Regions from separate parts of the Homo sapiens genome. Here region 2 is linked to region 1. A link is a loop called in an ENCODE intact Hi-C map of the cell type or tissue named here. Cell type or tissue: dorsolateral prefrontal cortex. All regions are shown on one strand. Each heading gives the region's core, and the rest is flanking DNA. Links, peaks and the distances in the headings are about the cores only.

Evidence for each region. A loop is a pair of places that touch in the nucleus more often than their neighbours do. Peaks named below come from ENCODE experiments on the same cell type or tissue, not always from the same donor. Only the 100,000 strongest peaks of a DNase experiment are listed, where the experiment ranks them.
Region 2: it touches region 1 in a loop (3-fold over the local background); 22 of 110 quality-filtered maps call a loop at or near these places.

What each region holds. Positions count from the first base shown.
Region 1 is chr20:33,803,712-33,806,615 of GRCh38, reverse strand. The region is part of intron 1 of ZNF341-AS1 (ZNF341 antisense RNA 1); the gene reads left to right. Among named protein-coding and RNA genes, the nearest start is that of ZNF341-AS1, 5.9 kb to the left of the region's middle. In dorsolateral prefrontal cortex, for the core only: no CTCF peak of the experiment used is centred there; no DNase peak of the experiment used is centred there.
Region 2 is chr20:33,673,058-33,675,961 of GRCh38, reverse strand. It overlaps NECAB3 (N-terminal EF-hand calcium binding protein 3), which reads left to right and starts at 1,534. Exons shown (of 12, transcript NM_031232.4): 1 at 1,534-1,738. The coding sequence starts at 1,610. It overlaps E2F1 (E2F transcription factor 1), which reads left to right. Exons shown (of 7, transcript NM_005225.3): 7 at 1-485. RefSeq lists enhancers at 507-1,007, 1,678-2,225, 2,226-2,773 and a silencer at 1,194-1,823. In dorsolateral prefrontal cortex, for the core only: a CTCF peak has its summit at 1,412; DNase peaks (open chromatin) are centred at 1,161 and 1,501; H3K4me3 peaks cover 2,023 bases; H3K27ac peaks cover 2,500 bases.

The DNA of each region.
Region 1 (2,904 bases), core at 278-2,777:
GTATAAACTGGAGATGATCGTAACAGGACCACCTGAAGCTTATGTGAGATATAGAATGTAAAGTACTTGCTGAGCATAGACTTGGCACCTAGCGGATGCTCAAAAATGTGTATTTTATTCTTAGGTATTCTGTCATCTTTATAGGCAATAAGAATTGAACCAGACTCAGAACTTTCAAAAGTGGCAGAAGCGTTGAGGACTTTTTTGCCTCTGCAATAAACAGACGCAGCTAATTGTGGTACCACATTTCATTGTTTTTCCATTGTCTTTGGTGTCAAGCATCACTTCTCTAGACTCTTAGTGGTGGATAAAAAGGGGGAAAAAATCACTTCTCCATCCATTAGCAGTGAGGCTGCTGTTAGTAGCCAGTAGTTGCCCCAAGCCTACCATTCTAATTTGCTGCTTCCAATCTTTTGCATGTGTTAACCTTGCATGAAAACAAAGAATAGCCGGCGCGGTGGCTCACGCCTGTAATCCCAGCACTTTGGGAGGCCGAGATGGGCGGATCACGAGGTCAGGAGATCGAGACCGTCCTGGCTAACACAGTGAAACCCCGTCTCTACTAAAAATACAAAAAAATTAGCCGGGCGTGGTTGCAGGCTCCTGTAGTCCCAGCTACTCGGGAGGCTGAGGCAGGAGAATGGCCTGAACCCAGGAGGCGGAGCTTGCAGTGAGCCGAGATCTCGCCACCGCACTACAGCCTGGGTGACAGAGCGAGACTCCGTCTCAAAAAAAAAACAAAAACAAAAACAAAGAATAAACCAATTCTAAATGAGGAGCTGAAATGCTCTCCCATGAAGAAAAATACAGCTTCTCAAAGGTATTTTTTATTCCTTCCTGTACTTTTCAAATATGTGAAGTTGCTCAGGATCAGAGTTTCAAATAAATGAGAGCTTAGCTGGACTTTTCCTCTATTAGTTTATATGTGAGTCTTATCTCCTCCCTCAGACTATGATTTACATTTGGACAAAAGCCATGAGTTGGATGTTGTTGTTGTTTTAATCAGCCACAACCTCCAACCCTGCACATACAGGCAGCCATTCCCAGAGGATGGTAGAGTTCATTTCACCCAATTTTGTGGTTGGAATAAGTTTTTCAAATGTGAGAGACATGCTAGAACTGTCAAGAATTCACAGGAGTATTGTTAAACATTAAGTCACATTTGTGTTTGTTCCGTAATTGAGACACTGCAATGTTTTAGCAAAGTAAAAGAGAAAAACAAAGAGGCTTCAGTCAAGCCACCTCATGGGTGCAGCAGCCCCTCCACATCTAAGCAGTCTGCCTCATCACCTCTTATCTAAGTCAAGTTGCTCCCAGGTACATAGGTAGCAAAACACTTGCTGGGTTGGAGCCATTACCCAAAGGATATATGAACAGGAAGATGCTGTGGACCTCACCACCATCAGTTTCATACAGCTGTGTGGTAAACTGAGGGTGATAACAGAGCCCCTCATGTTCTAACTCTGGGAGCCCAGAAAAATATCTTGGGGATATGACAGCAGAAGCCTCAGATTTAATCTTGAGTACTGTATTAGTCTGTTTTCATGCTTCTGATAAAGGCATACCCAAGACTGGGCAATCTACAAAAAGAAAGAGGTTTAATTGGACTTATAGTTCCATATGGCAGGGGAAGCCTCACAATCATGGCAGAAGTCAAGGAAGAGTAAGTCCCGTCTTACATGGATAGCAACGGGCAAAGAGAGAATGAGAGCCAAGAGAAAGGGGTTTCTCCTTATAAAACCACCAGATCTCATGACACTTATTCACTACCACAAGAACAGTATGGGAGAAACCGCTGCCATGATTTAATTATCTCGTACCAGGTCCCTCCCACAACAATGGGAATTATGGGAGATATAATTCAAGATGAGATTTGAGTGGGGACACAGCCAAACTATATCAAGTACCAACTACAAGCAATTAGTGTTGGCCACCTGGACCGCTGGGTTGAAAAGAATTTTGAGGCTGCATCAGAAGTTCTTGTAAAAAAAAGTGCCAAGATTGGCCCGGCATGGCGACTCACACCTGTAATCTCAGCACTTTGGGAGGCCAAGATGGGAAGATTGCTTGAACCCAGGAGTTTGAGACCAGCCTGGGCGACATAGGGACACTCAGTCTCAAGAAATAATTAAAAATTACCTGGGCATGGTGGCACACACCTATGGTCCCAGTTATTCGAGAGGCTGAGGCAGGAGGATCACTTGAGCCCAGGAGGTTGAGGCTGCAGTGAGCTGTGAACATGCAACTGCCCTCCAGCCTGAGTGACAGAGTGAGACACTGTCTCAAAAAAAGAAAAAAAAGTGCTCAAGATGGATTTGTGATGTCTACCCAGGGTATGGGATGGGAAGTGGTGACACATGGGCAAAGTAGCTGCCATCCTGGCTGAGAATTCAGCTGCCATAAATAGAGATTCACAGAGTGGACTGGCTCAATACTGGAGAGCCCTGGGCTTTGCTGGCCTGTATTTTTCTGGTCTCTCAGACAAATGCACAGCCTTTTCAAACTTTGACCAACTCGTATTAACTTATTCAAAACTGTGTGAAAAAGAATGAGCCACTGATACATGCAAGAATTTGGATGACTCACAGATATTATGCTGAGTGAAAGAAACCAGATACAAAAGCTTGTATGACTCCATATATACGAAGCTCAAAAACAGGCAAAACTAATCCATGGTGTTAGGAATCAGAATAATGGTTACCTCCAGGGAGGTACAGACCAGGAAGAGGACCCTTACAAGGTGCTAACAGGTTCAATAGCAGGATCCAGAGGTGTTCACATGGCTGTATACAAATTAATCAGTTTTTATACTTAAGACGATTGCCCTTTATGTATCTTATGTACTTTATTAAACATGTTATATTACAATTTAAAACAACATCTCCAGGCTGGGCATGGTGGCTC
Region 2 (2,904 bases), core at 310-2,809, 130 kb after region 1:
TCAGATGGTGGGGTGGGCCCTCTCCAGGGGGCCAGTTCAGGGCCCCAGCTGCCCCCCAGGATGGATATGAGATGGGAGAGGTGAGTGGGGGACCTTCACTGATGTGGGCAGGAGGGGTGGTGAAGGCCTCCCCCAGCCCAGACCCTGTGGTCCCTCCTGCAGTGTCTGAAGCGCCTGCCTCCCCACTGCTCTGCCCCACCCTCCAATCTGCACTTTGATTTGCTTCCTAACAGCTCTGTTCCCTCCTGCTTTGGTTTTAATAAATATTTTGATGACGTTTGGGCCGGGTTTTGGGACTCTGTTGGGAACATTTCGGGGCGGGAGAGGCCAAGGTTGCTGGGGAAATGCCCATTCTCCACTTCCCTTCTCCCTGTCCGTGCCCGATTTGATTTGAGCCTCATAACTCGAAGAAAGGTCAGCTTCCTCGCTGTTTTGGTCCTAACTCAAAAGCAGATCCAGTAAAGGTTTTTGTTGTAGAAAGCCAAGAATGCTATTCAGTGCTGCCCGAAGTGCAGAGTAATGAGTGGCCTCTCCTTTCCCCAGCCCCAGAGGCCACTCTGCTCAGTTTGCTGTCTTCCTTCCAGACGTTTCTGGACATTAGTAAACATGTAACAAATACAGTGGGCTGGTTCTGTGTCAGGTATTTAACAGTTCTGGGGACACGGGTGTTACCTCCTTTCATGGTGCTCTCAGGGTCTGAAAGAGGAGATCTGCATAAATGAGAAAATCGGGAAAGGCGTTCTGGAATGGGTGGTGCTTAAGCTGAGCGCTGTAAAATAAGTAGGAGTTAACCAGAGGAAGAAAACACCAAGCAGAGGACACGATGGGCAAAGGCCTTGGGCAGGAGGGAGCGGGATAGAGGACCGGAGAGAAAGCAGTGTGGCTGCGGTCCTGAGGTGAGGGTCAGAGTGGTGCTCCTGGAGTGGGGCGTTCAGTCTTAAGCTTTATTCAGGGGCCAAGGAGTCACTGGAGACCGAAGTGACACCTCCTCTTTCGCATCTTAAAAGCTCCCCCCGGCTGCTGTGTGGAGAACGGGTTGAAGGGAGGGCCAGAGTCACGGAGGGGAGGGGAAAGGGCTGCGCTTAGTGCCAGAGAGGGCGGGCGTCGGGATGCCTGGGATTCGGCCGCACGGACCTGTGGGCTTCCTCTGCGCCAGCCCCCGTTGTAAGCACTTGACATTGAATGAGTCCCAACAATTGCATAGGGTGTCTGCCAGTACCATTTTTGTAGATGAGGATACAGACGCCCCAAAAGGTGAAGTCCTGGTGGGTTTTACCCACTTGTGTCACCCTGACCTCGGCACTGGCTTGGTCATCCTGTCCCTCTGGGTAGGCCCGCAGCCCCTAGGTTCTGCTCCCGACAGGCCGTCGCGGGACCGGAGCCCTCGGGCGCCTCCCCCTCCGCCGTGGCCGCGGAAGCGCGGAGGCCCGCGGCGCTGGAGTTGGACCTTGAGGCGAGGGAACCCGGCGTCCGCGGGGGCGGGGCGGGGGCGGGGCCTGAGCCCGCGCGTCGGCGCCGGCGCCAAGGGGCGGCCTCTAGCCACACCGAGTCCGCCGCGGCGTCCAGGGTCGGCAGCAACCGCAGCCGAGCCCGAGCGGGTGGCGGCGCCATGGCGTGCGCGGGGCTGCTCACCGTGTGCCTGCTCCGGCCGCCCGCGCCCCAGCCCCAGCCCCAGACCCCGCGGCACCCCCAGCTCGCGCCCGACCCGGGGCCCGCCGGACACACGCTCTTCCAGGACGTGAGTGGGCGCGGGCTCTGCTCGCGGTGTCTCCCTACCCGAGTCTCTGTTAGTCTCACCCTCCGGGGTTGTTCGGGCCCCGCCGCTGTTTCTGGGTCTCTTCCCCTCTCTCTGGCCCTGCTGTTTTCTCTTGACCTTTCTGCCCTTGTGTGACCTGTTCTGTCTCTCCATGTCTCCTCTTGTCCCTGCTCCAGTGTCACTGCCCCTGCTGCCTCCCACCCCTCAGCCCACCCCATTTGTGTGTCTGGTGTTGGCGGGGGGCTGGCGACAATCACAGCAGCGGTCACCCCACTCTGTGGCAGCTCCAGGCTGGGCTGACTGGGGAAGGGGAGCCTGGAAACGCAAGGGCCCCTCACTCCTGACTCTAGTGCCGCCCCCAGAGTTCTTCAGGCCCCACTCCAGGGCAGCAGAGTCCTACAGTTGGTAAGGGCTGCTCAGAGTCACCCTCCCATGGGGCCATGGGTGGCCCTGCGGCCACCATGGGCACCAGCCACGGCCCTGAGCCCTTTCTCCACCGTTCACCGCTGTGCTCGGCTCTGTCCTGGCCCCCTCATGCCCCAACTCCAGAGGGAGGCAAAGCTGTCTCCCACCCCCTCCCCACTGCCCCTAGTGACTCAGCACCTTGACCACAGCCCTGGCTGGAAGGGACCTGACCCTCCTTCTTCCCAAGTAGGAAAACCAAGGCCTGAGGGGATATGTCTCAGGTCAGTCATGGAGGCAGGGATACAATAGGGTGACCCCAGATGTCCCCATTCCCAGCTTAGCACCCCTGCCCACTCCCAAGATCTCCATCTACCCTACCTGGGCCTCCCTGGCTTGCTGCGTGCCCCTCAGCCAGTGGCAGACCTTCTCTGAGTTAGGCTAGAGGTTAGAGTCTTTCCTGAGCCCCACTGACCCTGACAAAACAGGACCCTGGAGGGGGCTGGCGTTCAGGACCTGGAGTTCATGGGGGCTCTCGGCCCAGGCTTGGCCCACCCCTGCTTGCCAGGCCTGCCAGTCTCCCCTTTGCTGGGCTGCTTTGGGTGACCTGGGAGCAGGTCACTAAGAGAGACGGGGACCTGTCTTGACTCTGCTCCTCTCTGCCTCTGTTGCTCTTCATCTCCACTTCTCCATAAATGAAATCTGCCGAACTTGCCTTCTGCCACCCCCACTCCCCCTTGGACGTG